Regions from separate parts of the Mus musculus genome. Here region 2 is linked to region 1. Evidence: chromatin loops called from intact Hi-C (ENCODE). Cell type or tissue: heart. All regions are shown on one strand. Links, peaks and the distances in the headings refer to the core of each region. The heading gives the core; the rest is flanking DNA.

Evidence for each region. A loop is a pair of places that touch in the nucleus more often than their neighbours do. Peaks named below come from ENCODE experiments on the same cell type or tissue, not always from the same donor. Only the 100,000 strongest peaks of a DNase experiment are listed, where the experiment ranks them.
Region 2: it touches region 1 in a loop (5-fold over the local background); 17 of 42 quality-filtered maps call a loop at or near these places.

Annotation. Positions count from the first base shown.
Region 1 is chr10:120,245,101-120,250,173 of GRCm38, reverse strand. No RefSeq gene overlaps it. Among named protein-coding and RNA genes, the nearest start is that of Llph, 21 kb to the right of the region's middle. In heart, for the core only: a CTCF peak has its summit at 2,573; no DNase peak of the experiment used is centred there; H3K27ac peaks cover 786 bases.
Region 2 is chr10:121,254,768-121,259,840 of GRCm38, reverse strand. No RefSeq gene overlaps it. Among named protein-coding and RNA genes, the nearest start is that of Gm35404, 14 kb to the right of the region's middle. In heart, for the core only: no CTCF peak of the experiment used is centred there; no DNase peak of the experiment used is centred there; H3K27me3 peaks cover 787 bases.

The DNA of each region.
Region 1 (5,073 bases), core at 310-4,309:
TCAGGCTCTGCAGAGGTATTCACGGGATTCTTTCGGTGATCTAGTGTGTTTTAAATTCAAATGAAGGAATCTGTAGACATTGGTAAGTAGCTCCTTTATCCTGGTAGCTCCTGCTTCAAGTTAAGTGAAGATCAACATCTCCTGTAGGTCTTGGTGCCATTGTTCCTGAGGTCTGAGACCTCCGGCATCCAGGAAGCTGGCATCACTTCTTTAAGACACAGGGAGACACATGAGTGGGACCAGGAAGGAGGAACTTTACAGACAGTAAAGTCAGTGAAGCTGGACATTGCCAGCCTGAAGGTAACCAGGCTCCCAGAGCAAACGCCTGCTTTCGAAAAGGGGGGTGGGGCTGGGGGATGTCTCAAAAATAGGGAAGAATTTGGTGACTAGCATAAATGTAGGGATAAAAATCACCATCCTCAAAAAAGGTACAGGTGTTCTATACAGTCTACAGGTATCCAACACATTTCTTATTTGAATAGATGGCGTATGATGAGAAAATACAATGAGAATATGTAGACTATTTGAAAGCGTGATCACCACGAATAACTCATGGACATTGTGGAAGTTCCCAGACAGGGCTGGGTGCCACAGGTATCTGGGAATCCAGGGAAGAGTTTGTGTTTCTCTCTGTGCCTCTCTTATTTCTTTGCCCTTTGTCCCCCCTCTCCGACCCCCCCAGTCCTTCCTCTCATACCGCAGCATCTACAAAAGCACAGAATAGTTCCCCAATGTGGTAGAATATAAGCTCCATATTTTGTACAACTCTGGAAGTATTTTTGAGAATTGTAATGCATCTTAACAAGGCATCAACAGAGAAGACACACAACTACTCACACCAGGGATACGTGATATATATTTTTTAAATCCAAAGAACTTGAAGTTGGCCGGACTGGAGCAAAATTTCCCTACGGAGGTGCTAGAACCCATTCTCTGTCAACCTTTCCTTTTCTCTTCTCAATTATTTTCCTAGTCCTGCTGGAACGGTTCCTCTTGGCCCATCTCACTACCTGAAGGAAGTCTGACTGAGGTGTGGACAAGGCTACACAGGCTGCTTCATTGTGCACTATTTAACTTCTCTTGAATATCCTCAGATTCTGGTATCTGTCTTTTGTAACCTTCGGTTTTAGTTTAATGTGTGTGTGGTGGTGGGGCAGCTGGGAGACATATATTGGAAGTGACAGTGACTATTTTTAAAGAACAAAACAAAATTTTTGAAAATTGTACCTGATAATTAAGTCTCTCTGGGAGGCCATATGTTGATCCAGGTGTGGGGCGTTTGTTTATAAAGAAGTTTTTTTTTTGAAAGCTGGCTACACTTAGAGATAATCTCTGTAAGGTTGGTCTCACTCACCTACATTTAAGTTAAACCACTTGATTTCAATTAAATAAAGCCATGGTGTGTTCCATAGCAAGTATTCCCAGGTCTGAGGCGGCTGCAGTTACTTACTTCAGTTTAAGAAACATTATGGGGGGGGGGGGGGAGAGAGCTGACTCAGGATGTCAGCCCACTGCCTCCTCTTGCAGAGACCCAGATTCAATTCCCAGCACCCACACTGTGCACGCAACCACCCGTAACTCCAGATCCAGCGATTCTGATGCCCTCTTCTGGCCTCTGCAGGCATTTGATTCTTGGACTACACAGACACCCGTGCAGGAAAAACACCAACACACATAAAAAACAACTCTTCAAAACAAACAAACAAACAAGGAACCATTGTCAACCACTTCCAATTGGAAGGGGGGGAAAAAAAAAGAACTCATTTATAAAAGTCCAAACTATTTATAAAAGAACATTCAAGAACCTGTAGTTGATCGTATATGAGAAAGTGGTCAGGGTTTGGTATGGAAGGAGAGAAACGTCATATGTATCTGAGTTCATCATGTGTACTTTTGCATGTTAAATAGAAAGGAACTATCTCAGCAGGTAAAGTGTCAAGATTGGAAGCAAGAGGACCTGAGCTTTGGTAACCAGAACCCACTGCAAACCCTGTATGGCGGTGTCAGGAGGAAGAGAAGGAGGAGGGGGAAGAGGGGGAAGAGGAGAAGGGGAGGAGAAGGAAGAGGAGAAGGAGGAAGGAGAAAGAGGAGGAGGAGGAAGAAGACAGGGAAGGGGAGAGGAGGAGAAGGAGGAAGGAGGAGGAGGAGAGGGAGAAGAAGAAGAAGAAGAAGAAGAAGAAGAAGAAGAAGAAGAAGAAGAAGAAGAAGAAGAAGAAGAAGAAGAAGAAGAAGAAGAAGAAGAAGAAGAAGAAGGGGGGGGGGGAAGAGAAAAAAGAGGAAGAAAGTGAATTCTGCTTTAATACTTGAAAGTGCACCGTTAAATTTCCCTCTTCTATGTCTTGGTGGCTAGGGCATCCCTAGCAGTTTAAATATGGCTGATATTTACATCTCATCTGCTAATACTTTGTAGGGAATTAGTTTAAGCAATTAAAACCTTCCCCTTCCCCCTACCACCCATAAAACAGAGGGCTGTGAAAGAAGAAGCCAACTAGCTGCTTCTAGTCCAAACTGAAACTTGATGCAGTTTTAGTAATTGCTTCCTCAAGACCCTTTACTGCCATCTGTGGGGCATTTACAGGTATTACCGCCCAGACTCCCTGCTGACTTCAAGACAATAGAGAATTAGGGGGTTGTGGGGAGAAGGGACCGTGGCCTACAGGACTGTGAGAAATGCCTCCAAACAGACTTCTGGGTCCTTCCAAAGGCTGACACTGCTCCTGTCTGCACATCACTGATAAACGGCTGAGTCCTTCAGGTAGGTCTCTCCTGCTGTTGCCTTCCTGCAAACGCCTGTTGCATCCAGGTCTCGAGAAGGAATGTTGCTGTTGTATCTGGAGGTCCCTGCAGGCCACGGCAAAGATCCCTTCAGCAGTGTAGGACCCTCTCTGGGGGAAATGGTTTTTAAGGAGTGTGAATTCAACTTTCCATCACTTCTGGAGGCAGGGCCATAAATTCCAAAGGTCTCGGGCAGGCCTGGTGGAATGCAGCATTTCAGACAAGCTCCAACGATGGGAAACAGATTCAAGTAGGTGCCATCAAAGAAGGCAACTGGTCATTGGAGACGCAGCTGAGGTTGGGGTACTGGGGGTTCAGGGAGAGGAGAGGACAAGAGAGAAGCCCTGTGGGGCTCAGGCAGCCAGGAAGCCCCTCATCATAAAGACAGAAATAAGGTTTGGCTTCATTCTTTTCAGCCCACTGATTGCTTTATTTCAAATTATCCTAACTACTTAGCATGGTAAATTAAGTTGAAACCCCCACAAGTTTGAGGAGGATGTCATCTAATCTGATTAAAAGGAATATTCCTCGTCACAGGCTGGGAAGGAAATGAAAATTACTCAGAGTGCACCGCTATTTGCTAATTTGCATAGGCTTGCACATGCTATGCATCAGAAGAGCATATGCTCTTTACTTTTAATGAAATAATTTCCCCTCTCTAAAGACCGTTAGAGTCTCTGTCCTTCCTATCTGTCTTTCTTTCTTCCCATCTGTCTCTTTTTGAATGTTAAGATTATTTCATGGGAAGGGTACATAAAATATGCTAATAATCTCCCCGCTGCGGGCAGGGCTGGGAGGTCCTGCTGCTGCCTCGCTGAGCGTCCCAAAGGTCCCCCTTGCCAATCTCATATAATTAAAGGCTCCCTTTACAGCCCTTAGAAGGTTAGACTTGATTCATCTGAGGCTTCCATTGATGGGGCAGGCGGTTTAAACCCAATCCTTTGGCTCGACTTCCCAAATAACTTCTTCCTGACCCCAAGGAATAGCGCCTAAATCAAAATGAAAATGAAGGGGAGAAAAATCTCCATCAAGCTCATGCCAACCCCCATCAGCAAGGTCTGTGATGGTCCCCTTGTGGCTGCGCATGCGCTGTCACTACCTTTGAAAGGTGGCTGTTTTTTGTTTTTTTGTTTTTGTTTTTGTTTTGTTTTGTTTTGTTTTGTTTTTTTGCCTCCTCTGCTCTTTAAGGAAAAAACAAACAAACAAACAACAACAACAACCCTGGACAAACATTGGCCGCTGCTGAAGGGGTCGCTCTCATTTTATCAATGGAGGCAAGAAGGCCCAGAGAGATGAGATGATGGGTTAGCAGCCAGAGGCTGGGGAAAGATAGGAAGGTTGAAATGGAGCTATGTTTTGGAGTCTCTGTGGATATTCATTCACTTTTGGTAATATTTTAGCAGATCTCATGTCTAGTTGTAATGTAGCCAACAGAGGAATTCTAGTGAATTCCCCAACAAAATTACATTAGGATCAAATGTGATCGTTATAAACACTATCCAGATGTTGGGGATGGACTGCATATAGCTCTTTAAGCCCCAAATTACAGTATAATAAATGCAAGCATGGGGACCTGCCAATACATCTGAACTTCGTGTCGGAAACCAGGTCTGACCTTAATTTAACTCTATAAGGAACCATGAGTTTCCTCACTTGAGAGGTAAGGCTGCATCCGAAGAGCTCCAAGTCCTGTAGTGTCCCAGGCTTTACCGCTCCCTTGAAGTGGGATCGGATCCGGTTCTGGAGCCCAGCCAACTCGAATGCAAGCATTTTATTAACACATTTAGAAAGGAAACAGAATTGCAACTAGAAATAACTATCGAGGTTATAAAACAAACTCGTGAGATTGAAGGGCAGCGTTAAGGTTGCATGTGTGCTTTGTAAATCTCCGGGAATTAAGATACTACAATAAGCACACATGAAAATGTGTTGAACCTTAAACACAAGATGCCAACTAGAACAGGCATATGGAGAGAGGGTACTGAGAGAATAAAACTTCATACTCTGCCCCTGGAGAGTGTTCTTAAACATCAACAGTTGATATAAATTGATACATATGTGTTATAACTTATATCAGCAGTGAGCAGGCATAATTACGATCTCCATGGTTTTAAGGGAGATACTATTTCAAATATTCTAGTATCAAATATATTTTAAAAAGAGCAGGCAGGTTGCAAAGCTGGAAGCAATAGACTAGCCAATTTGTAAGGTCCTAAGCGAAAGCGCGGGTATGATCCTATTTTGTTGGCTGGTGTTGGAAGAGGCAGAGAATGGCATAAGGAGTGACAGATATGCACC
Region 2 (5,073 bases), core at 347-4,346, 1.0 Mb before region 1:
CACAGGTGCTTCTTTCAAGTGACGACCCGAGTAAGAAATGTTTGTGAATCAAGGGATAGTTGCCCCTGGGAAGCCGGACCTGGGGAAGTCTAGGAAGGGCACGATCAAAGGTTTAAGTCAATACCAGATGGCAGGCTCTCTACTCCCTTTGAAAACTGACTGATAAGTCATTTACGTCAACTGAAAATCGAGTCCCAAGTATACCAAAATGTTATTTTTTTTCCCCCAGGATATCCTGAAGTCTGTTTTCAAATTCCTTTACCACATAGAAAAGCAAGGCGATGCAGGTTTCAGGGTCCACAGGAAAGATGCTTAGCTGATGTGTCAGCATGCGTAAGATCGCCTCAGTTCAAGTATGCCATAGCTTTAGTTTCCGTTGGAACACTGGCGTGACTTAGGGGATACATTGATTAGCTGCCTTTGCCTTAGAGATGGATGTTCAACTCGTTGAAGTGAGTAGTTAAATCCAGTGTCCTAGTTAGGGTTTTACTGCCGTGAAGAGATGCCATGACCAAGGCAACTCTGAGAAGGACAACATTTAATTGGGGCTGGCTTACAGGTTCAGAGGTTCAGTCCATTCTCATCAAGGCAGGAACATGGCAGCATCCAGGCAGGCATGGTGCAGGAGGAGCTGAGAGTTCTACATCTTCATCTGAAGGCGGCTAGGAGAAGACTGGCTTTCAGGCAACTAGGATGAGGAAGGGTCTTAAGCCCACGCCCACAGTGACACACCTACTCCAACAAGGCCACACCTCCTAATAGTGCCACTCCCTGGGCTGAGCATATACAAACCATAACATCCAGTAAAAATGAGAAATCTGTAAGCCAGTTCTCATTACATTCTGGCACGGATTTTGCTTTTGATGCCACCTGTGAACAGCTTGACATCATGTCACAGATGAAATCTTTTCGACATGGGGTCCCGAGTTAGTCATCTTTCCTCAGGAAAGCAAACGGAGTCGCCACAGTTAACATCAACAACTTTAAGGAATTCTTGGAGTCAGTGATGACTTAATATTCCCTTCGTTCTGATGAAATGTAGTCTTAACCAGCGAGACAATGCTATCCTCTTTCTAGGCCTCTCTCAGTGCAGTCATGGAGGCAGCTACGACCAAGGACAAAATTTGCTACTAATTTATTACCATGTATCTGGATCATCTATCGTTTTCCCCTTTGTATTTCCAGGTCCTGTGAAATGTGGAGAGCCTCCTTCTCTACTTCTTCATACTTAGTAAAACATCCTGTTTTCCTTTTGCTTCTCTTACGGTTTGCTTTTTATGCTTGTCTCTTTCTGGAATTCACTTTTACATAAGATGTGCATTAAAGTGTCCTCTTAACATATTTTTCCCAAGTGCTTACCCAGGCTGTCCACAGCATTTGTCAAGTGGTCCATTCTACTGATCTGAGTGCTGTCTTTACACCATGCTAAGTCCCTGTGTTTCTGGACTTCCAGATCTACAACCGAACTCTGTGTTCAAACTGCACTACCCAGGCAGTACAGAGCTACTCTGGCTAGGTGGGGGAAAGAGGCTACACCCGTTCCCGTGCCTTCTCTTTCTTGCCGATGATAATCTAGAAGATTGGGGTCCTGGAGGTCAGAGTTTGAAAGCCACCGATTTGGCCACTACCTGTTTCTCACTGAAGATGGAGAATCTCACTGATGCCTCTTCCCGCCCCATGTGTATAAATGCCCCTGTGAGAGAAGTCACATGAGGTGAAGAGCCCCTAGCTCATGTCCCAGACAGCTAGCTATGGAGGCTCTTGTGAAGGTGTTTGAGAGAAATTTTCAGGAAAAGGGGACAGTCATACACAGAGTTCTGTATATCTATGTCCAACTACCAGGGTAGTTACAGATGGGGAAATACCAACAGGTACAATGGACCATGGAGACGGAGGGAGTGTCAGGCTGCGTGTTCGCCTCGCGTTGTGGTGCTCAGAGAACAGGCACGTTGCTCAGGGGAGGCAGGATGCCATCCGTAACTACCAGGGATCTCAGTCGGTTTCTTCTCGGGTGGGAAACAGTGGCACCTGGGATGTTTGCTTGTGGGTCCCAGTCTCCTGTGTACCCAGTTGCTGCTGGGGTACCGCAGGGAGTAGGCACGGGGATCCCTGGTCTTCGCTTCCCCTCAGGGTGTCTGTGGCCAAGCAGGAAGAGGAAAGGCTGCCTGTTAGGTTCAGAATGAATCCCAAGAGTACAGAGGGGCTGGGAGAGAGAAGGCCTTCTTCCTGGAGATTTGGGCGTGGCTTTTTACCACGAAGCCCCGCCCCCGCCCTACCCCCCCCCCCCCCCCCCTTCGTGGCTATTCGTAAGGAAGAGACTATTCTTGCTTGTCCAAACTTTTATTTGATTGCAAATGTAAATGCATACACCTTACTCTGGGTGAACCAGGGATTAAATACATTTTGCAGGAAGGGATGCCCAGGGAGGGAAGCTCATTGGCCTATCTTGATACCTCATTAGCATGGAGAACTCCAGGTTTTTATGCTATGTGGCTGATTGCATGGTCTGCTGGGTGTTTGTGTGTTCATGCGTGTGTGCCATGGTTACACACAAGTAACATAGTTACACGAACAAGTAGATCGTGGCAGGAAGCTGGCTCCACTCCTGCCCTTCTTAATTCTGAGATTCTGAGTCTGCTCAGCCTTACCAGTTCTTCTGTCTGGTGGCAGGCCACTTGTTCCACAAGGGAGGACATCAGCTATCCTATCACTTTACCCCTTATTCCTTTGAGACAGAGTCTCTCACTAAACCTAGTTAGGCTGGCTGGCAAACCTCTGCAAGCCCTCCTGTCAATCCCAGCATCCCCTGCACTCTAGGATGAGAGGTGAATGTGTCTTCTTCATGAGAGTTTTAAAGTTTCATCAGTGTAGTAAGCAAACAACTGGCCACCACAGATGTTAGGTAGTAGTTTTCATATGCAGTACACACTAGCAGCCGCCTAGGGTATGTGCATTCTGGAAAAGACTCTGGCTGTGCATCGACTATCAGGGGATTAAGAGTAGAGTTAACCTACATTCTGGGATGAAGTGTTCAGTAAATTCCAGATGGGTCAAGTTAATGATTGTCTTCTGCACTCGTTTTCCCAATCATCTGTCAGGTTACATCTACTTGAGAGGAGAGAGAGCAAGCTTTGGGGTCTCCCTTTCTCTATTACTGGCACTGGAGGACTTGCGATTCATCAATCTGACCACTAGATGCCGCTGTTGCTTCACGTGAACATTGCCATCTGCCGGACTGCGAGGGCTGTGTGTATGTAGGGGCACTTCCCGCTGCCCTTTAGGTTACAAGGATGGCTCTTTTGTTTTTCCTATGTCCTCGAGCCCATTTTGTTCATTCGCAGACATATGTACTCGCAAGTATGTACATATGTATTCGCAAGAGGCGCTCAGGTACAAAGTTTGCTGCCAAAGACTTCCGCGTCTTGATGAATGGTTTCAAATAACTTTCTTTTAAAACTTGCTAGAGGCTACACAAGGTGTCTGTCCCAGGCTGTACAGAAGGCAAAGTGCGGCAGCCCTCCTTTGAAAATAATATGTAAGGTAAGGTGTCACACTGGGGACAGGAGTAAAGGTCACCCTCCTGGGTGCAGAGCTAGCAATGGAATAGATGCTCTCTGTATGTCTTGATGTTCCAGAGACCTCGGAGCTGGAACAACTCTGGAAGGAGATCGGTTCAACCTCTTCTTTACAGAGACCAACAATTTGGCAACCTCATCAGTGGACCAGTGCCTTTGTGGATACCCTCTCCACACCTCCCTACTGATGAGATACGCATGGGGCAGTTTCGCTAAAGAGTGTAATCTGCGTATGCTCTAATTAGCCTGCCTTCTATGGCCCAGGATCTCCTCTCATGATTTCCAGCTCAGAGTCATTCAATACCCATTTACTGAGCAGTTTGAAGTCCAAGGTCCTATGCTAAGTCTTCTCAGGGTCTGTTCCATAGGTACTTGAGATCGATCTGACTAATTTTTACAGGCTCCAATTCTATATCAAGAAATGTAAGAGAAGCTAGATTCCACTCATCGATGGTGTTTTACAAATCTCAAGTGGTGACTTAGTTCCATGGTTTTAGTAAAATGTGGTACAGATGGACGTCTGTCCAGGGAATGTGCAGAGCAACAGTGTGGGTGAAGGGCATCGGACACAGGTAGCACAAGGTATACACACCACGTGCCCTTGAAGTCTGCGGTGCCTCCTTTTCTCTGCCTTCCTCCCTTCCTCCTTCTCTCCCTCCCTTGCTCTGTCCCCTCCCTTCCTTCTTCTCTCAAGTCTCATATCCATTCACATCCCCTCTCTCTGTGTCTCTGTCTCTCTGTCTGTCTGTCTGTCTGTCTCTGTCTCTGTATCCCTGACTGGCCTCAAAATCATGGCAATCTTCTGGGTCAACCTCTTCAACGGTAGGATGGTAACCGGGAGCCACCACCCCTGGTCCGACCTTTAGTTTATCGAGCTCAATAACTGTTTACAGGGAACATGGCCTGTGGGGCCTTTTCAGTTCCAATCTCCAGGAGGTTTCAGCTTAAAAGGGTGATCATAAGGCCAGGTAGCCTCAGTTTTTTCTGTTTTGCTTTGGTGGGGGGAGTAAATGTTTATAAGAAGTCACACCTTTTCTTACCAAGGTGACCCAAGTGGCACTTCTGGTTTGTTTGCCATTGGCTATAGTAACCCTCAGTATTACACTGGCTGGATCAACACGTGTTGGTATCACTGGAAGAACTAGCTGTGTTAGCCAAGCCACCTGGTTCTAAGTGTTGGGAAACCCCTGGAAACTGAATAGATAATTAATACCAAGAGAAAGACTTGGCGAAGCAGAAGGACTCCACAGGGAGTGGGCAGGCATAAGAGAAGGTAATGGAAGAGTAAATTAAAGGAACAAACACAAGGAAAACACTGGATGGAGTCTTAGCCATCATGTGATGCCGCATCTCTGCTCTGACGATGCTGACGGTAAGGCAGCCACCCATTCTGGTAGTTGACAAGATTAGTAACCAATAATGTTCCAACTTGCAGATATCAGATATTAGTCATATGTGTCATTTAATATTTCCACACCATATGGTCTAGTCACACCCT